2 separate regions of the Homo sapiens genome follow, and region 2 is linked to region 1. Evidence: read pairs that join two places in POLR2A ChIA-PET (ENCODE). Cell type or tissue: Panc1. All regions are shown on one strand. Each heading gives the region's core, and the rest is flanking DNA. Links, peaks and the distances in the headings are about the cores only.

Region 1 (10,972 bases), core at 3,145-8,144:
AGAGACACCCCTAACTCAAGACTCAGTATTGTCCCAAGGCCGCTGTGGATGGCTGTGCAATTGGGTCCCCTGTGAGGGTGAGAGGGCTGAACTTGGCCTGGAAAGGGGCTGCATCTGCCCACCGCGGTGCCCTGGGTTGGCCATGACCCTGAGCAGCCTGGGCTGCCTGGGCCAACCTGGAGGCTGGCACAGTACGCAGGGCAGGTGCCCAAAGGGAAGAGGTATCCCCTGTGCCTGGGGGAACCGGCTGGCTTCACAGGATGGGACACTCAAGCTGGGTGCCGAAGGCCATGTGGTCAGGGTGAGGCAGGCTCCCAGGGGAGGGAGTGCAGGCACAAGCAGGGGGCTGTAAAAAGGTCCCGCACACCTGAGAAGGGGCAGAATGGAGGAAGTACGGGGCCCGGGGGAGGAGGAGGGGCCAGACTACACTGTAAAGGGCCCTGCTGCACAGAGAAGGCAAAGAACCTTCAAGACATACAAGAAGGCGGTCAGATGCTAGTGGGGAAAGGGCCCTCGAGCTCCGGAGCAAGGGTGGTGGGTACGCAGGGGCAGGTGGCCAGGAGGTGCAGGGCTGGTACAGCCACGGGAGTCTGCGGGGTTTTGGAAGGTCTGCTAGGAAGAGGCCAGCCCAGCCCGACCTTGATGACACAGCAGCTGGAGCTGGCATCGCTGAGAGCCCAAGGAAAGGTTGTCTTCAGCCTCCTGGCCCCGTCAGGCACACCTCTGGCTGCCCAGTGGGGGACGCACAGCATGAGGACTCATTCGCGATGTGACCGCTTGGTCTGCAGGCAGGTTGGGGCCCGTTCCTGGCTGGCTGTCTCTGGGGAGCTGGGAGCTGGGGGCTGGGGCCAGCGCTGCCCGGCCTCTCCGTGGCCCAGCCCCCAGCACTGTCCTCCTCTTCACAGGGCCTCCCCCCCGCCACCCCCCCAGGTCTGCCCGGAGCGGCCGGCATCGAGGCTCTGGGCCGAGTCCTCGTAAATCCTGGGGTGCTGGAGACAGCCCAGGTGAGGCCGTGAACAATGCCCCGTTGTGGCCCCGTGGGGACGGTTTGCCGCCACTTGCCACCAGCCCATACGTTGTAAAATCTCTCCCCACGGATCTAATTTCGCCTCTCTGGCCCTTGGGGGGTTAGGCCCGGGACAGGCACAGTCTCACTCCACACAGAAACCATTTACGGTCGGGATAAAGGCGGCCTTTATTGGCACCGAATGGCGAACGTTTCCCTGCCCCATCGTTTTCTCACCGCCACATCTGTCAGGTGGCGCAGGAGGGACGGCGCAGCAGTGGGGGCTTGTGTGGGGACAAGGACAGGCCGAGAGCCGCTGCCGCCGGGAAGAATGGCTCCCAGTCTCTGTCTTCCTGGGAAACCCACGAGGTCTTCCTGGGTCTGTCCACCGCCTGCACCTCAGTGGGCCCATTATCTTCAGGCCCAGCTCTGACGCAGGGAGACACGGCCCCGAGGGGCTGAGTGGGCAGGAACCTGGACACAGGCCCCTTCGGGGCACGTTTTCCTTCCCCATGGAGAGGGTGTGTCGGGGTGTGAGAGTGAGGAAATGAGGACTACTTCTCAGGCCCCATGATAGGCCTGGGTCGGCAGTGGGAGGCCTCGCCTGGTCTCGGGGTATAAAGGCTGAAGGTGGAAGGGTGCTGGGAAGATCCGGGAGAGGAAAGCGATGGGTGCTTCCTGCCACCCTGCCATCAATGCCCAGGGTCCTCCATGCTCCTCAGTTTGGGAGGAGCCGTGAGAACTGACGTGGCCGCCTTGGCCTTAGCCAGGCGGTGATCTCAAACAGAGCTTCATCAGCACTGTGGCTGCCATGGGGCAGCGTCACCTGGCAGGGGGCCAGGGGCCGTGCTGGCTTCTGGTGGGACATGGAATGATTTCAGGTGGTGTCCGAATAGTCCCTGTGTATTTTGGTATTTACATTTATGTTTTCATGCATGCCGGGAGGAAGTGCATTGCGCCATAAGCCAATGGTTTCACACGTGTCGGTTCTAGGCTGCTGCAGTAGAAGTACTTAACGGGCACCAAGCACGGTGGGTTCAAGAAAACGTCATCTAAGAAATGTCGGTGGCTCTCAGATGTGGAAAAACACAAAGGGTGTCCCTGTGTGAGTGGGGCAGGGGGCCAAAGGCCGGTCTCACCTGGGGAGGGGCCTCCATCTCCAAGCCCTGTGCAAGGGGTTGGCCACACTTACCCCCTGTTCCCCCGGCCCCCGCCCCATGGGACCCCTGCTTGTGGAGGCACTCAGGGGATGAGAGCTGGAGAGACTCCAGGGCAAGGAACCCGTGGGGTTCCTCATGGACCCGGGGAAAGGCAGGGTCCCGCCAAGTTTGTGGAGCAGAAAAATATTGTTTCTTGCAAAATGGCAGGGAAGAGTTGGCGGGATCTGTAGCTGGGGGCTGGGTGTCACCATGGCAACGGAAAGCCAGAAGCTGGCAGAATTAGGGGCGGGCTTCTGATTTCTAGGGATGCTGGCCAAACCCCAGGTGAGCCCCAGTGGGTGTGGGGTAGGGTGGTTTAGATCAGGGGCCTGCTCAAGCCAGGCTGGGTTGGGGGAAGCTCCGTGGGGCCCACTCTGGGCCCAAGCATGACTGTGTCTTTAGCAATTGCTCTGTGACTGGGTGTCAGTTTGGAGGAGGAGGAGCCCCTCGGCTCACAGCTCAGGCTCTTTTTGCTCCAGAACTTCACCTTTAGGGAAAGAGAGAAACGAAGTGGGATACACAAGACAGGTCACCTGAGACCCTGGGGCCCTGTCCGTGGCCTCCCCAGACATGGGTGCAGTGCCCCAACTGCAGGTCTGGCAGCAGCAGGGACTGCTCTGAGCTCCAGCCCGAGGCGAAGGCCTCCAGTTCATAGCCACCACTCCTACCTCATCCCTACAGCACCCGAGAGGTCGGGGGTAGGGGAGGCGAGATGCGGAGACTGACGCAGCGGAAGGTCAAGTGATGCCCTGGCTTCTTGGCTGCTGTGGGGTGGAGCTGAGTGGGACGTGGGAGGAGGTGGCGAGTTAGATGGGAAGACCCCTTGGACCCCCGCCAACCACAGGCAGAGGACCCTCTGAGTCATCAAACTCAGGTCTTGACTGTGCTGCCTGCTTGCCTTCCTCCCCGCACAGCTTCTGGGGGTGTGATGAGCTATACCCACTCTAGGCTGGGCCTGGTCTCTGTACATTGGTCCCCACTGGTGGCATCTTGCTTTCAAGAGACAAGGTAATCTGTGGACCTCCCGTCTTTCCCTCCGCTAGGGAGAGCAAACTTGGGAAGAACAGGTATGTGGTTCTGGGTGGTGGCTTCAGAGCTGAAGCTGAAAGTGGGAGATGGGGGCCAGAGGGGTCCTCCAGGCTCAGGCTCTCTTGCTGGGTCCAGTCCAGCCCAGCAGAACTTGTGCCTCCTCCAGGACACCCTCACCTGGGAAGGCGGTGTACTCCCTGACGCCCCTCCATGCGGCATCTGCTCCCCGCTAATCTGTGAACACACATGCATCACATCTTTGTGTCTTTAAGGTCCAGCATCTTTGGGGGCCCGGCTGGGCTCAGGGCTGAGTCACATGAGCCTGCTTCTCCCCTGTGCCGCCCCTGACCACGGCCTCCCCAAGGCTTCCCTCACTGCCTTCCCATCTCTCTCACTCCCCCATCTTCTTCCTCTTTTCTTTTCCACTTGATCTCTAAGCACTGGGGTTTTGGTTGCCTGCCAAGTCCAAATACAGCTCCAGACCCTCCTGACCCTCCTACCTCAGCACCCCTCCGAGCAAAGCATCCCCACGTGGGGGCTCACAGCAGAAGCTCGGGGTCCTTCTCCAACCTTTCTCCCCTCAGTCTGCTTGTTCTCATCGGTGGGGCTGGCAGACTGGGGGCTGGCCCCAAGGCCTCCACCCTAGTCCAAAGTGCTGATGCTCTCCCTCATCCCACAGCAGCCCCTCACCACTCCTGGAACTGCATCCTCACCTGCCTGTAACCCTCCTCCCACGAAGCCGGAGCCACCCCTGGATCCTTGGCCCGGCCGGGCCATCCCTCGCTCACCAGCTCTGCCTCACCTGCTCTCATGGCCTCAGGAGGATGTGCCCTCGTGCCCTAGGGCCTTTGCAAGGCTGCACACACTGGACACTCTTCCACCCTGTGTCACCCTCCTCCTCCTCACTCACTCCTGGTTGGCTCTGGGCTCCTGACTCCACTGACTGGGAAAACCGAGTACTTTCTCCTTCACACAGACAGATATGTAATTACGGGTCACTATGTGCGTCCCCCTGCCCAGCCATGGGGCTGTACATTCTAAGGAGCAGGGGCCAGCCCACCCTACTCACACTGCAGCCCCAGGCAGTGGCACAAGGTGAATGAATAAATGCCCACAGTGCTTCAGAAGGATTCCTTTGCTTTTTTCCTTTCTGCTCCTTGTGACTTCTGGTCCCTCCATCCCTCCAGAAGGGCCTCAGTTAAAAAAAAAATACTTCTTACTTTTATTTTTAGAGATAGGATCTCACTGTGTTGCCCAGGCTAGAGTGCAGTGGTGTGATCATGGCTCACTGCAGCCTTGAACTCCTGGGCTCAAGCGATTCTTCTAACTCAGCCTGCTGAGCAGCCGGGACCACAGGCACACACCATCACGCTTGGCTAATTTTTTATTTTTATTTTCATAGAGACAGGGTCTCGCTATGTTGCCCAGGGTGGTCGTGAACTCCTGGCCTCAAGCCATCCCCCCGTCTTGGCCTCCTAAAGAGCTGGGATTACAGGTGTGAGCCACTGTGCCCAGCCTCAGTTTTGAGGATATTCCTGGGTTCTGGAGAAAGCTCGGAGCCCTCACATGACCCTGCTAGTGCAATTTCCACCCGTTATTGGATATGGTCCCTCTCAGTAAGAGGGGCTATCACAGAGCCTTAGAACAAGAGCCCTTGTGTTTGTCGGGTGCACCCAGGCGGGCCCTGCCTGATGCCCATGAGGCTGAACCCATTTGTAGCCCAGCGAGGATGGGTGGCCAGGTAGCATGAGTCACCCAGGCATCAGCATCTCCTCAGCAGCTCCTGCCCTGACGGGGTGTTCACCCTGCTGGACAAGCATCCCTTTGCGGGCAGCAGACAGGCAGCCACCTTGCCGCCCACACAGATGGCTCTTGTGTGCCTGACCTGCGGCTCCCGGGGGGCGGGGAAGAGAGGGGGTGCTGTGCACTTTGACACCTATGTGGGGGACTGGGGGCAGGGAGGGGGCGAGGGGCAGGGGGCTGCGTGCTGGCCCCGCTGTCAGGCTCACCTTACTCGGCTAATCCTGAACGTGCAAGAACAATGCTGCCAAAGCCATGAGCTGGATCTCAGCCCTCCGGGGCCCCAAGCCCCCATCTCCTCTAATTGAGGCCTCACAGGGTGGTCTGCGCCCCCAGGCTCCCCCTTGTCCGTGGCTCTGGCCAGTGCCTCCTGCTGTTGCCAAGGTGGTCCAGGCACTGCCTCAGCCCGCACCCCACAACCGCTGTGCCCTCCGCCCAGAACGCTCTTCCTCTAGATATCCATAGGATGCGCTCCCTCACCCGCACAGACCTTTTCCTGGCAGCCCGCACACCCTGCAACCTCTTCTTGAAAGGCCTGGGTCTGACCTGAGGGAGAGAGTTTCTCTTGGGCAGAGGGAGGGGTCACGGCCCCGTCCCTCCTATCCACCTGGCGCTTTCCACCTTCCTGAGAGCAGAGGCCACTGTAAAAGGGACCGTGTGCTGGGGGTTTTCTGGGTGCTGGACTTGTGGGCACACACCCCATCCACTCCTGCCTGGTCCACACACTGGCTGCTGTTTCACAGACAAAGATCTGGCGGCCAGAGGGGCTCCAGGTTTGAGAAGGGCCCTCAAAGGAGCAGCCCCTTCCTATTGCTGCAGCGTCTTCCACACGTGGAGAGGGGTTCAGGCCCACGCTGCTCTGGGCCTGCAGGGCCACCCCCTGGAGGCCGCGGGAGTGCGGGAGGGGACGCCGGGCCTGCAGGGGTGGCGGAGGGACCCGGGAAGGCATGAATGGAAGCGCCGGACCAGGGCGGGAAGCAGCGGACGCGGAACGGGGTGGGGAGGGCTCAGGTTGCCAACCCAAACAGCCCAGCGCGCCTCGGCCCCGTGTTTAATCCACAAAAATTTCCATCTGCCTCTGGAGCACTCGGAACCCGGGCAACGAAAGGCTGTTCGCGCGGCAAAGTAAACACCGGCTCCGTGCAGGGACGGCCGTGCGCCGCGTCAGCCATTTTGTGGACGCCACCGTCCAAAGTGAGGCGGAAGCCCCCACCTGCGGGCTCGGAGCCAGGGCAGGAAGCCGGTCCCACCGCCCGGAGCGGCGCGGCGAGGACCTGGGCATCCACCTGCCGCCAGCGCCACCTCTGACCTGGGGCCAGAACCCGAGCCCGGGAGGCCCGGGCCCCCCACCCCCACCCGCAGCTGCCGCCAAGCCCCCGCACAACCTCGGGGTCCACACCTGACGGGGAGGGCCCGGGACGTGCTGGGCCTGTGCCGCCGGTTCGCCCCGTCCTTCCTTCCCCGCCCGCGGTTTCCCAGCCCAGCCGGCACGGCCAGGTCCCCTCCCCGGGAGGGAGGGGAGGCTCGGGTCGGGACATCTATTTTTGATGGTGACCAAGCCACTGCTTAATATGCAGAACCGGCTGGGGGCAGGCTGTGCCCTGACCCACGGGGTGACAAGTTTGAAAAGGGGCCCATTTTGACCAAAATACATGTTTTTCTGAGGTTGGCCAGGGCAGCCAGGCAGGGTTTGCCGCACAGACAAGGCTCCGCACCGCCCTCACGCCCTGGCCCCTGCAGGCGGCCAGCCCAGCCGGACTCCCGCAATTGATGCTGTCGATTATAGATCCGCACACGGTGCCCAGTGAGGGCTCGGCCGCTGCGGGCTCCGGCCACCGTCCTGCTCGGGCACCTGACACGCCCCTGCCGCCTGCTGTCCTATCCCAGCCTCTCTCTGAAGCAGTTGCACTCACAGAAGTTGACACACACTTGAGCTGAATTTTTAAAAAGACTTAAATTTCCTCTCTGGCCAATATTGGAGGCCTATAAATAGAGTCATTCAGGAGAGGCTTGAGGGTGGCAACTGTCCCCCACAGGCAGGCTAAGAGAGAAACACCCCAAGAAAGAGAGACGCTAGTGTGGGGAAAAGAACAGTTCTTGGGGGATTGCTGAGGGTAAGAGAAGCAGGAAGCCGCTGGATAGCTGGGGAAAGCAAGACCTGGATTCAGGAGGCCTGGCCAGGGCCACGTAGTAGGGTTGAGGCGGAACTTGAACTTGCAGAGAGACCCCTGATGCCATCCTCATGCTCACACCCTCTGAGCTCTGCCATCAGCCAAGCAGGCCTCCTGGGCCAGGAGCTTGTGACACTGCCCACGCCACAGGGCCTTTGCACGCGAGCGATCGGCATAATGGTGCCTGTCCCCTCCACTGGGGGCCAGGAGGCTGAGGCGCTGAGAGCCCACGTGACTCGCCGAGTCTCACAGCCATCGCGTGTAGGGGGCAGAGCTTGCACCCCAGCCACTGGCTCCAAAGGCGTGAGAGGAGGTCAGGCTTTTGCCCTGTGTGGGATGGGAAGGGGGGATGGGAAAGGGGTCTGTGTGTGGCCCTGTGTGCACAGCTGGATGCTGGGTGTGGATGGGCCACACCTGGATGAGGACCCTGAGTGATGAGCCCCTCCTATGGGGTTCAGGGTCCCATGGGTAACCAAGAGTGACAAAGTGAGACTGCACCTGCAGGATGGGGCTTGGCCCGGCTGTCTCAGTAGGTGCTGGGCCAGGCTAGGGCACTGCTGCCAGGGCTGTCCAGAGCAGTAGAACCAGAGGCAATGCCAGCTCCTGGTGTCACCGAGTGGGGACAGTGTAGACAACCCCAGCAGAGGAGGACGGGAGCCACATCAGACAGGCTTCTCCTCTGAGCTGGGCACTCTCCACGGTCCCATCACCCAGTGGCAGTTAGTGGGGGCTGTCTCTGTGGCAGGTTGAGGGTCATTTGGGCTCATGGTATGGCAGAGGGTCATTGGGATATGATCTGGGGGTCATGACCTGGTGGTCAAAGGGATATGATCCCCTCCAAGTCCCAGGGCAGGGCTGGAATCTGCAGCTGACAAGTGCCCTTTGCCAGCCTCTGGCAACCTCATGGCAACCTATCCGAGGATGGGTGGCACAGAGAGGAGCCTCTGAGTGGGGAGGACCTCACAGGATGTTAGGATTGGGGGTGGTCCTCCCAGGGGAGACCAGAGGACCAAGGTGGGACCTTGTTTCTGAGGTTCCCTTTCCCATCACACTCACCTCCACGTGACATCACTTTACTGGGGGGAAAAAGAAACACCTCGAAATGAGCACACCAACTACCTGGCGCATCTCAATCTTGGACAAAGCGAGAACTCATGGTGGATCTCAGAGCCAAGCCCACGGTGGTCCCAGTGCCCAGGAGCTGGGCCTGGGAAGGGGGAGGCCGACGGCCCCAGCATCCCGGAGCGCAGCTGTCCCCTGGCCTCCCTTCCCAGCTGCGTCCTGGGTGCTGTGGCTGCACAGAGATGCGATCACGTTCCTTGGCAACTTTGGTTTCTTACTGAGCAACACATCAATAATATCCCTCCCGAGCAATGACTGCCGGCAAAAGCTCGTCTGTGGCGGGCACTGGGGCTGCGGCGTCGAGGTGTCTCAGTATATACCACGCTTCTCTATGGACAAACAGATGGCTTTGAGCTTGTCACATGACAAAGCTTGCATGCAAAGCCCGACCCTGGTGCTTTTCTTTCCTAGGAGTGATGACGGGTTTCTAGTTTTCACAGGCAGTGCTAGAGTCCCTTCCAGGAGTTGTTACTTTCATTAATTCCCACCTCCTAGTAAGACAGAAGAGCGTCTGCTCTTCCGCACCCATGCCAGCACAGGGTATCATCATTTCCTTACATTTTGACTTTAGGGGTGTGCATTCCCCTGGCCACTGGTGGGTCCACTGTCTTTCCAAAGAAGGTGCTGGGCAGAGCTGGGCTGCGGTTCAGAGGTGCCTGCTGAGCCTGGTTCCAGGGGTGGCCTTTGGGGGTAGCCTGAAGTTGGGGGAGGGTACGGGGCCTCGGTCCCTGGCCAGGCAAGCCATGATGGCTGTGAGAATGCCAGGTCTGAAGACCTCCCACCTCAGGCTCCCTGGGAGCAGACTCAACCTGGCCCCAGGGGCCTCCTGCAAGCCTCCCCGGAGCTTGCTGGGCACAGGGACTCCCTGGCAGACACACCCACCCCTGTGCAGGAACAGGGTGGCGGTGCTCAGCGTCAAACGCTGCTTTCATTATAGGTTTATCTTTGGAACCCCAGACAAAACAGGGCTTGTGTGGTTTGACTGAAGGGCAGCCCCTCCGGACTCCGCCATCCACTAAGACGGCTCCTCAGGAAAGAAAAAATACACTAACCTTAAAATAACCAGTTCCCAGAATAGCAAACTAATGACGGCTTCTAAAGGGAGCCCTTTGATCAGTCAGAGCCCCCGCCTTTGCCTATTTACGGCCCTGTCACTCAAGAGCAGCCCAGCAGCAGAGAGAGGAGTGTTGGGTTGGGTGTGGGGGGCGGGGGGTGGTGCAGAGGGGAGGGGGAGCTGCCGAGGAGAGGCAGGTCTGGGGCTGCCAGGGCAGTCCAGGCTGCCTAACTTTCTGATGCAACCAGCCCTTCAGTGGCAAGGTGCTCCCTGGCCTCTGGGACAGCCTGGAAGTGTGTCCTGCCTGCACCGACACACACTTCTCACAGTCTGCTGAGCAGCACCTTCCAGTTGCGAAGCTACGCCAGGGAACAGACCTGGCTGCAGAGAACCGGAAAAGAACCAGAATCCCAAGCGGACATTCCTTAGGGACCTCGGGGAGGCGTGGGTCATGAGCTCTGGGGACTCGAGGCAGGGGAACTTGGGGAGGATGCTGTGGAGAAGGAGCCCAGGAGGGGTCTGCAGGGATGCATCTCTGTTGGGGGCATGGGGTGGAGAGGGGCGCTGGGGCCATGAGATGGCAACTACTGGAGTGTGCTCTCCCGTATGGTCCCTGCCATCCACATTCACCACATTCTATGGGCACTCACTGAGCATTTCCTTGGGGCTGGCCTGGGTAAACGTTGGGGGAGCCACACTCACCTCCCCACACGCGCGCACGGCCATGCCCGTCCAAAGCAGCGCTGTCCCATAGCTGAATCTGTGTGGCACAGCACTTAAAAAAGTGGTGACTGAGATCCAGGAATGGAATTTTCATTTTAATAAATTAAAATTAAAATTTAAAGATAGATCCTTCATTCGGTTATTAGAAAACCCTTCAGTATGTTTGAAATGACTTAGGCATGGGAATCTCCTTTTTCAATGGTAAATTTTATGAAATCTAAATACAGACCAAGTCGTTCTCATGAAAACTCGGTGTCTAAATTGAAATGTGTAAAATATGCAGTGGCTTTTGAAGACCCAGTATGAAAAAGAAGAATGTCAACAATTTTAAGAGTTTTAAAAATATTAATTATATATTGAAATGATATTTTGGATCTATTGGGTTAAATAAAATATATTATTGTAATCAATTTTACTTATTTCTTTTAAATTAAAAAAGTGGCTATTAGAAAATTTAAAATGATATCTGTGGCTAGCATGGATGAGCTGACCAGGAAGTAAGGGAGGTTAGAGGCTGAAAACTCAGTGAAAGTGGAACCCCAGAGGTAATAGGGGCCCTGAAGGTATTTGATGAGTGAGATGAACTTGAGCTTTGGTTTCACCAGGAATAGATGATTATGTGTCAAAGCCCAGGCCTGCCCCAGGAAGTCTCATAGCAGAGACTTACACAAAGCTGGGACCCTCAAAGGGCTCTGCTTTCATTGTGAGGGCCAATGAAAAATCTCCTACTCCCTGAGAAGATTGTAAAGAAAACTGCATTACTGCTAAGAGAAGGAGAACAAGTTCTGTCCTGGAAAGTCATGTTCACAAGTTAGTCCATGCTCAGCTTGGAGGCTTGAATTCATACTACCTAAGTGGCCTAGAAAAC
Region 2 (9,924 bases), core at 2,659-7,658, 350 kb before region 1:
CTTTTTGGATTAACGCCAGGACAGTGTGTTCAGCGGGGATCCCAGAGGGGTGTAAGAACCGTTTTTTTGTGCCGTGGGGGAAATAAAGGTACATGAGGCTTCATCTTCAACCCCTTGGCTTTTCATGGGAAAAAGGGCAGGGGTCGGTTTGGATGCACCCCCAGCACATGGGGAGTGGGGAAGACAGCTGTGCTGGCAGGAAGCGGCCAGGTCAGGCTGATGCCGGGTCTGTCTGGTCACCTGCTGTGTGAAGTGGGGACTTTTCTGCAGTTTCTTCATGCTGGTGGCAGAGGGGCTGAGGAAGAGGCGTTCACACCTTTGGCCAGGCCCTTCCCTGCTCCCAGCTCTGTACCCAGGGCATGAGTGCTCTGGGGCTGCCATAACAAATGACCACAAACTAGGTAGCTTAGAACAACACAGAGTCATTCACAGTGATGGAGCCCAGAAGTCTGAAATCCCAGTGCCGGCAGGGCTGCGCTCCCTCCGAAGGCTCTGGGGGAGGATTCTTCCTGCCTCTTCCAGCTCCCAGGGGCTCCAGGTGTTCCTTGGCTCGTGGCGGCATCACTCCGATCTCCGCCTCTGTCTTCACGGCACGTTCTCCCCTGTCTGTGTCTCCTCCCCTGTCTTTTCACACGTGGACCCCAGGCATTGGATGAGGACCCCATACAGTGACCCTCTTTCCAAGGTCAGGGTCACAGGTACTGAGGTTAGGACTTGGACACACCTTTCATGAAGACACAATTCAACCCTCCACCGCCGGGAGAGGGTGGCCACAGCGGGCAGCCCGCCGTGACTCCTGGGAAGACGGACTAGGATCGGAACCTGTAGAAAGACCAGGGGTGGCATTCTGGGGCATGGGGATGACATCACAGATGCAGGCGTGCGTGATCACAGTCGTGTTTAGTTCTAGGGAGCAGGGGGTTTTTCATTTCACAGATGAGAATAGTGAGGCTTTCCAAGAAACCAGGAGCTGCCTGGGACACCCAGGCTGTCAGCAGTGAGCTGGGAATGAAAGTTGGGTGTGGCCACGGGGGAGACCCCGGGGAAGGGAAGAGTTCTGCTCCCCCCAGAGGCATGTTTCTCCAGTGAGCTCTCACGACACCACAGGCCGCTGGCCTCTGTGTCTGTGGGGCAGGACACCTTGATTCCCTGGCCTCCTGACCCCTGTCTTGCCCCTGAGATGGTGTCTGCACGCTGCTGACATGGCAGCCCAGCTTGGACGGGTGGGACGTGCCCACCTAGGGGCTGCTGGGCTCCTCCCTAAGGAGGAGGAGCTGCTGGGTTCCTCCCCAAGGCTGCATCCTGGTCCCAGGTGCCCGGAAGACAACCTGGGACAGGCCTGTGGTTGCATCAGACATGTTTACCTGGGAACCAAAAAACTTTTTTTTTAAAAAAAGCTGTCTTTAAAAAGTGAGGGGGAGAAAAGCACCGTCTGCTCCCCCCGGGGACTTGGGACCCTGGCTCCCGAGGGCAACTTGCCTTTTTGTACTGGCTCAGACTCAGGCATGCAGTCCTTAGCCTGGAGCCTCCTGCCTGGGGCAGGAGGGCAACAGTGCCCTCTTGGGAAGCGGCAGCCATGCCAACAGGGGAAACAGCTGCTGGTTGGCTTCAGCATCCTGATTTGCTGTGTGTGTGTACGTGTGTGTCTGTGTGTGTGTGCATGCACATCTGTCTGCTTATGCATGTGTGTGCATGCATGCATCTGTGCACATGTGTATGTGTGTGTGCCATGCATGTGGTTGTGTGTGTCCATGCATCCGTGTGTGTGTGCCTGGGAAGGGGGTGGTGAGCAGTCAGGATGAAAGAGGAATGCAAGGCCACCATCACACTCGTGCATGTCAGCACCTGGCACACAGGGAACACTCACCAGCAGCCACAGCTGGCCCTTGTGCCCCGGGCTACGTGGTGCCTGCCAGGGCGGTGACCACCCGTTGACTGGTCAGTGACGGGGGGGTCGTTTGATGATCAAAGAGGAAGAAGGGACAGGGCGCAGGGGCCTCGGGGAGCACCGCTGTGTGCTGGAAACCACATGTCCTGATAGGACCTGCCTCCCAGGACGACCGTGAGGACCAAATCAGATCAAAAGAGCCTGGGCAAGGCTGCAGCGGGCACCTGCTGCTGCTGCTGCCTGACGCATAAACTGTCCCCACGGCCTGCGCGGGCGGCACCCCTGCCACAGGCACACATGGGCAGGGGAAGCTCATGGAGCGGCAAGCACTCTGGTCATGTTGATGGGGACAGGGAGGATGCTGGCAAGAGGGTCAGCCACAGTCACAGCACTCACTGCCTCCCTCACCAGAGGCCAGTACACTGCAAGATCTTGCCCCTTTCCTGGCCACCAGATAGGGTAGGGGTGCTGGGAGGTCTCCCAAAGGGCGACTGCCCCCCCAGCCCATGCCTGTAGGAACAGAAGACAGCTCTGGGGGGCCTGACCCGGGCCTCTGCTGCATTCCGGCCTTGGGGACTTCCAGCGTGGTGGTGTGGACGCTCGGGGGGCCCTGGACAGTGGGAGAGCCATTCTGATAAGGCTGGAAGCTGATAAGGCTGGAAGCCTCTGGAAAGGGCTATTGCTAAGACACAGGGCTGGAGTGGCCTGGAGGTGGCTTTGGCAGCTGATATATAAAGGTGGCTCTGTGGTGGGCCCAGTGGGGAGGTCAGGGCTGGGGCAGGTTCTGAGCCTCTGGGGGTCCATGCTCTCTGGAGGCTGCAGCCCACGGAGGAGACCTGGCCGGCCCCTGCCAACCCACAGCAGAGGCTACTCAGCTCCTCTGCGAATTCTCCAGCTCATCCTGAGTCTTAATCCCCTTATCTTAATAACCTCTTTTATCTTGTGCCGGTTACTTGATTTTTCACCTGTTTGAGCCTCTTATCTAGCTGGTTGTCACCTTTGCCTTCTTAAAAACCCTTAGCCTCCCTCTGGGAGATGCAATGCTGCTATCATGCCAATTTCCTCTCCTGCTTTAAGGCTCTTCCAAAATTCTCCTCTTAAAACTCCATCTGGGTAGTGGATTTCCCTTCAGTTTGTGCCTTCAAGAGAAATCTGTGTCCTCTCCCGTTTGGCTTCGTATGATAGAAAATGTCAAAGATGTACAAAAGTGCAGAGGACGGTGCCCCCGCCCTGCCGTCATGGAAGCCGGTTCCAGACAGCGCCCCGTCTCCTCCACCTGGACAGCCGCTGGAAAGAGACTCCGCACTCACCTCCGTTCCTCTCTCTTCTGTGACCTCTGTTCTTCCATCTTGTTACCCGCCTTCAGGGCTGCCAGCAGGAAGGTGTGGGGGGCAAAGTACGTGTCATGGGAGGGGCACTTCCTCTCCACCCTCCCTGACTCCTCGGCCCTTGCCTCCCCAGGTCAGGGGTGGGGGCCCACATGTCAGTGTTGGATAGTAGAAGGAATGGGGAAGGTTCTGGAAGATCCCACCCCGATGCCCCTCATGACCTTGGGGAGTATGTAGTGGGGTCCAGCCCACCTTCCCAAAAGACAACTAAGAAAGTCAGCAGGTGCGGTTTCCGACCTGCTCCCCGGGGAGTCCCGGCTGTACTGTATACACATCGTGGTCAGACTCCCCCAGGAGGCATTCACTGGCACCTACTCCATGTTCGGGCACTGGGGGTGCAGGGAGAGCTGTCTGCACCATGCAATGGGAGCCTCTGCAGCCAGTGTGCCAAGTCTGGGTGCCGGGGGCGTGCGGAGGATGAGGAACAGGAGAGTGACCAGGCAGGAGCCCAGCTAGTGGCCCCAGAGGTCCTGGGAACCGAGGGCAGCTCGGTGAGGCCAGGGCCATGGTGGGCGTTCAGTCGCAAGAACAGGCTCTTGGTGGTGGAGACCCAGACGAGACAGAAGGGCCCGGGTCACTCGCATCAACTCCCACTTGCCGAGGCTGGTCCTGTTCCTCCCCAGCGCCTTTCATGCCCCTGTGCCCTGTCTAGGGCCACGCCCGGCCTTCCCTGCCCCGACGCACCCACGCGTCCCTGGACACGCTCACTCCCATAAATGCCTCTGCCAGCCGTCCGCCTCTCTTCCAGCAGATATTGATTACAGGGGGTTTTAGTCCCAAGGGTAAATTTCTGGAAGTCCATCCCTGGCTTAAAGGACACGTGAGCACTTGGCGCCTCGATTCGAGTTCACAAACGGCACTCCGGAGAGGTCAGTGCAGCTCTGCCTGCGTTGCTCCGTCCCAGCTGGGCCTGCACGGGGCTATGTGCCCATAGCAGGGCTGACTGGGCTGACCCACAGCCTGGGGCACGAGGGAGAGGCTGGAAGCAGGCCTTGTCACCATGGGCTGGCCTCGGCTGCGGCTGTCCCGACCCAGGCCGCTTGAGGTCAAGCCAGGTCGGCCAGCAGAGGCAGGAGCCGTGCCCAGGCCCATGGCAAGCCCTGTGGGACACAGGCTGTCAGACACATCCAGTCCTGGAGCTGGCGCCCACTCCCCCTCCTCCCAGGGCCTCTGCCAGCATCCTCCTGGGTGGGCCCGGCCCAGCCCTAGCCCCTGACTCTGGAGCAGGAGTCCCAAGTCCAGCACTCAGGCCTCACAGAGGCCTTGCAGCCCTCCCACCCGCCCGGTCCTCTTGAGACGGGGTGAGTCACACGGCTGTGGTTCTGCCTTGGGGAAAAGTGAAGCCCAGGACGTGAGGGTGACTGGGAAGGATCCCAGGACAGAGCTGGGGCCTCGGCCCACCCAGAGCTAACAAGGTGCGGGCTGTGCGTTTAGCTCAGGAGGGTCGTGACAGCTGCCAAGGCCCCCGTGCCCTCAGCTGAGCCACCTCTAAAATCCCAGCCCCTCGTGAAGACCAGAGCTGGGTGTGCTGGGAAGGGGCGTGAGAGGCGAATCATAAATAGAAACGCCAGCTCCAGCCACGGCGAAGGGGATCTGGCTGCCAGGGACCCTGCAGTCTGCTGCCCTGTGCCAGGCCGCTTCGGGACAGGCTGTACAAAGGCCAACTCAGTCATCTCCCAAACCCCAGAGGGGCCCCAGGATTGTCCCCCTCCCCAGAGAGAAGCCTGCAGCCTGGAGCTGGCCTCTCCCCCTGCACTCAGGCACAGCTGTGTGCCCAGCGGCTTAGCAGCTCTGCAGAAGGCAAGCGACGGAGTGCCCGAAACCGGGTGCGATGGAAACCGGGTGCCAGAAAGACACCGGGTGCCTCGTCCCAGCCATGCCGTGACAGGGTCCAACAGCCGTGCCCACAGGCAGGGGGCTTCTGACCACCACGTCCCACCCAGCCTCTCCTCAGGCCAGAATCTCCACCTGCATTCTCTCCGTCCCCCACTCTCAGAGGTACCCCCAAATCCTGTAGAGGAATCCACAAACGAGACCCCTTTCCTACCTTCCCGTGAGTTCCCCTCCTCGTCTGCCCTCACCTCCCCCGGAGTGAGCTCTGTCTCCTCAAAGAGTCCCACACGCCCTGGGGGTTTCCCGCAGGAAAGAACAGACTTCCCCAGAGGTGGGTTTGGGGGTGGGGGCGCAGCTCATAAGGGCAGTGTGTCTGTCTCGCTGGTCTGCCCGCCCTGGTCTGAGAGCTCCGACGGGGCCGCGGGACCCTGGCTTATTTTTCTTTTGTACCCCTAGCATCTGGTGAGATGGAAGGGCCTGGAATAGAAATGACACTCGGCTTCTGTGGGCTCCTGGGGCCAAGGCCCCTGGGTCTGGCTTGCTCCCGGCAGGGCGGAGGGGCCCCCAGGTGAATCCTCCCATCCGCAAGTGGAACGGCAGCTGAGGGTGGTGTTCAGAGCACATTTGCCGATTGTGACCCCGGGAGGATGTACCAGTGTCCCTGTAACCCTCAGCCCACCCAGAGTCATCTAGGAGTGTCGTGGAGTTGTGACTTTCCTCCAGGTAACAAAGTTAAGTGAACGCAGGCTGGGCTACCAGGTGCCCATTGCCAACCACTGAGGGCGACAGGCCGGGGTTCTGGTCCGGTCTTGTTCGGCCAGGCCCCACTTCCCACCAGGGCCTCCCTCTTCTCATCTGTAAACTGCACAGGGGCTGTAAATGCCTCGCTGGCCCTGCTGGTCTGGGGTCTGAGGGTGCGAGTCTGTGAATGTCCTCCAGGAAGCAGCCCCCAGCGCAGACCCCTGCTCTTGTGTGTGGGTCTCAGCCGGCACTGGGACTGCAGCCGGGTCCGATGTCTCCCAGCCCTCAAGAGGCCAAACCCCCACCCCAAGAACATCATGGCCAGGACAGCAGGCAAGTGAGTGCCAACTCGCTGGGCAGGGGTGGCTTCCAGAAGGTTCAGTGGAGGCTGTGGGGCAGTGGGAGACAGTGCTGGCCCGGGAGGAGGGGATGTGACCAAGGGAATGGGGCTCGTGAAGTGGCCTGGCCTGTGGGACTGGTTGCAGGGGCTGCCAGTGTGACAGAATTGTGGGCCCTGCTGAGGTGGCACAGCTGGTGGTGGAGGGAGGGGCAGGGCCCCAGGCTTCATCCGGAGGCTGGAGCCCTGGGGGAGGTTCATCAAGGGGCTGACGGGGTTGAAAAGGTGGCTCTGCCACAGGCGATGGGAGGCAGTGGGGCAAGTTGATGGGCTTCGTCAAATCCAGGCGGGCACGGGGCCAGCCCAGGTGCACGCAGAGAGCGTGAGGGCCAGGCAGAGCGGGAGGGATGGGCTCCTGTGGCTGAGGGGAGCGCAGTGCCCCTTCCGTGGGGAGTCGCAAAGAGCCAGGCTGCCCCCCAAAGGCCTCCGCTGGGCTAGATGCTACAGAAGCTGCCTGTAATGGGCTGAACAGCGTCCCCCAAAAATGTGTCCAGGTCCTAACCCCAGGTACTTGTGGATGTGGCCTTGCTTGGAATCCGGGTCTGTACAGATGTTACTGAAGATCTTGGTATGAGACCATCCTGGAGGATCCGGGTGCCGGGGGGTGGCTCTCGCAGGTCCTGGGGAATGAGCTGCCCTGGCCCCAGGCCTGACCTCCCGCCAGGGTGGCTGCCTGAGCGTGGGGACGCCTTGGGGGACTGGGGGTTGGCTCCAGCAGACCCCGGGCTTGCAGGATTTGTAAGGGGGACATGTTTTTCCCATTATAAAAATGTTCCCCAAGAGGCAGCATAACATGGGGTGTCCCCAAAGTCAGACCACCCACGTGTGTGGCTGCTCAGCCAGTCACAGGTGGTGGAATTTGGGGCCGGTGTCTGCTGTCTCAGTGTCGGTGGAACGGGGTCAGGCCAGGCCCAGCCCGCACTCCCCTGCAGAGGTCAGCTGGTCCCGGCCACGGAGCCTGGCGGGTTTGCTGCTGGCTGTGATCATGATCAATGCATTGATGGGAATGTGAAGAGTTATGGAAATTCCACTTTGTTTTTTAAAGAAACAGCATCGGTCACCCATAGTCCACCGCTGCCAGCGTTTCTGCACACTCCAGCTCCCCGTCATGGGGCTTTACCATGTCGAGGGCACCTCACACTGCTCCTTGGCACCATGGCACCCCACTTCCCTGGGGCTCTCATTGTCAGCGGTTTCATTGTATCCCCCAGAGTGTGAGCTGCAGAGGAGGGGGCATGTTCTGTCCCCACCTGCCTGTCACTTCCACCCGCGTTGGGTTTTTTGTGTGTTTCTGTCCTGATGCAGCCTGCTTGAACCACCTCACAAACAATAAACCCGTGTTTGGTCTCAGGGCTGTGGGACCCCCTGAGGATGGGAGGAGCCATCGAGGTTTGCCGGGCTCAGTGGGTGCTGGAGCAGCTGGCCCCCGCCAGGCCTGACTCAGTGTGACTTGAGGCCATCGACCCTCTGTCCTGCTACCCAAACCCAGTGTCCACCCCATAGCTCCCACCACACAGGATGATCCCAAGAGCTGTCGATTCCACAGCATCTGCTGTGCACTGCAGCCCGGGTGCCTTCCTCGGGCCCTGCTCAGCTATGACCACGGCCAGGAGCTAGGAGGATCCCCCTGGGCTGCAGTAAAGCAAACCAAGGGCCCAGGGCTCCAGGATCATCTGGTCAGCCTCCAGTCATAGTGGACTCCAAAGCCCATGCTCTTTCCCCAAAGAGCCCCAGGAAACCGGGACAGAACCGGGCCGGGCCCTGGCAAGCACCAGTCTGCGTTCCGTGTCCAGACCTGCCCGTCCTGGACACTGCGTGGGCGTGGAAGCGGACAAGATGTGGCCTTTGGTATCTGGCTTCTTTGACTTGGTGCATCTCTGCGGCTCATCCGTGTCGTCGCATGTGTGAGTGCCGTGCTTCCTGCCTCCTGAAGGCCGAATGTTCTTCCATCCGTTGCACAGATGTGATCCATGTTTATCCGTTCACCCATGTGGATGTCTGGCTGTGTCCGCTCTCTGATGGCCCTGAGCCATGCTGCTGGGAGCGTGCGTGCGCGGACCACCTGGGGGCGTGTGCTTGTTTCTCTTGGGTGTGTCGCGTCCGTGCGTTTTCGCCCACAGTGCAGCCCCCCATGGGCCCCTGGAGCCGGTCGCTGGTCCACGCACTGGGCTGTACCTGCCTCCTCTGCCCCGCTCCGCACCTGCCTCCTCTGCCCCCCCCGCACCTGCCTCCTCTGCCCCCCTCTGCACCTGCCTCCTCTGCCCGGCTCTGCACCTGCCTCCTCTGCCCGGCTCTGCACCTGCCTCCTCTGCCCCCCTCTGCACCTGCCTCCTCTGCCCGGCTCTGCACCTGCCTCCTCTGCCCCCCTCTGCACCTGCCTCCTCTGCCCCGCTCCGCACCTGCCTCCTCTGCCCCCCCCCGCACCTGCCTCCTCTGCCCCCCTCTGCACCTGCCTCCTCTGCCCTGCTCTGCAGGCTCCAGGACCGTCCAGACCCAGATGCTGGGTCCCAAGGGTCTCTGCTCACACACCCCCACCCCGTGTGCCGTCCGCTGTCCTGGGTGACTGGTTTTGTCCTTTTCCTCTGGTCTCACTGTTTCCTTGTGTGCAAGGAGTGGGCAGTCACTGCCCTTCTACCCGCAAGGCTGCATGGGGCTCGGGGATCCCCAGGTGAAGGGAGACCTGCTGGTCTTCCAGCCTCCACCCCTGCACACGACTTCCTGCCGGGCCCCGCGGACACGGAGACAGAGGGACAGGTCTCCACCTGAGTGGGTCTATGAGGAGAGACAGAGACATGAAACCAGCGGTCCTGTTGATAAACGCACCACCCAGGCTCTCCACCCGCGAGACGGTGACTCTCAGACCTGTAGGATGGAGTCATTCATTTCATTTTCCTGTTTCATTCTCAGTTTCCTCATCTGTAAAAAGGGAGGGGAGCTAAGCATCCGGGTGAAATCTGACCTCCTGGGACACGGAGCAGCGAGTGGGGAGGGATCCTGGGCCCTTGTGGCAGCAGGGCATGGAGGGGTCGTGGTGGAGAGGTAGGGGCTTCCCAGTTGTACAGACCAGCAGCCCAGAAAGTGTTCTCTTGGACCATCTGGGCATTGCACTCCCCCAGCTGTGGGCAGCCCCGTGGACTTTGGGGTGGCACCAGGGCCCAGCACCTCCTGCACCAACCTGCCGTGTGGCCCTGGGCGAGTCAGCTTCTTCTCTTGGCCTCAGAAACCAGCTGTCGGCCGGGCACGGTGGCTCACGCCTGTAATCCCAGCACTTTGGGACGCCGAGGAGGGCAGATCACTTGAGGTCGGGAGTTGGAGACCAGCCTGGCCAACATGGTGAAACCATGTCTCTACTGAAAAAATACAAAAAAATTTTAGCCGGTCATCGTGGCAGGTGCCTGTAGTCCCAGCAACGCGGGAGGCTGAGGCAGGATAATTGCTTGAACCCGGGAGACAGAGGTTGCAGTGAGCCAAGATCGTGCCATTGTACTCCAGTCTGGGCAACAGAGCGAGACTCCGTCTCAAAAAAAATAAAAAGAAAGAAAAGAAACTGCAACTGTAACATGGAGAGAAAGTGGGAAAATGGCGCATTTGTACTCTTGCAGTCTTTTTTCCTTCCAGGGCGTAGAGTCCTCCCAGTCCCTGCACTGGGTGGGAGGCGGGTGGGGGGTGGGTGTTCC

What was found. ChIA-PET counts read pairs that join two places held together with the same protein. Peaks named below come from ENCODE experiments on the same cell type or tissue, not always from the same donor. Only the 100,000 strongest peaks of a DNase experiment are listed, where the experiment ranks them.
Region 2: POLR2A ChIA-PET joins it to region 1 with 6 read pairs; 1 of 35 experiments calls an interaction of 5 or more read pairs at or near these places.

What each region holds. Positions count from the first base shown.
Region 1 is chr11:2,787,117-2,798,088 of GRCh38, reverse strand. The region is part of intron 15 of KCNQ1 (potassium voltage-gated channel subfamily Q member 1); the gene reads right to left. It overlaps LOC124902614 (a long non-coding RNA gene), which reads left to right. Exons shown (of 3, transcript XR_007062554.1): 3 at 3,914-3,994. Among named protein-coding and RNA genes, the nearest start is that of KCNQ1-AS1, 69 kb to the left of the region's middle. RefSeq lists an enhancer at 789-1,290. In Panc1, for the core only: no CTCF peak of the experiment used is centred there; no DNase peak of the experiment used is centred there; H3K4me3 peaks cover 573 bases.
Region 2 is chr11:3,141,774-3,151,697 of GRCh38, reverse strand. The region is part of intron 1 of OSBPL5 (oxysterol binding protein like 5); the gene reads left to right. Among named protein-coding and RNA genes, the nearest start is that of OSBPL5, 19 kb to the left of the region's middle. RefSeq lists enhancers at 440-1,213, 1,214-1,987, 1,988-2,763. In Panc1, for the core only: no CTCF peak of the experiment used is centred there; no DNase peak of the experiment used is centred there; H3K27ac peaks cover 332 bases.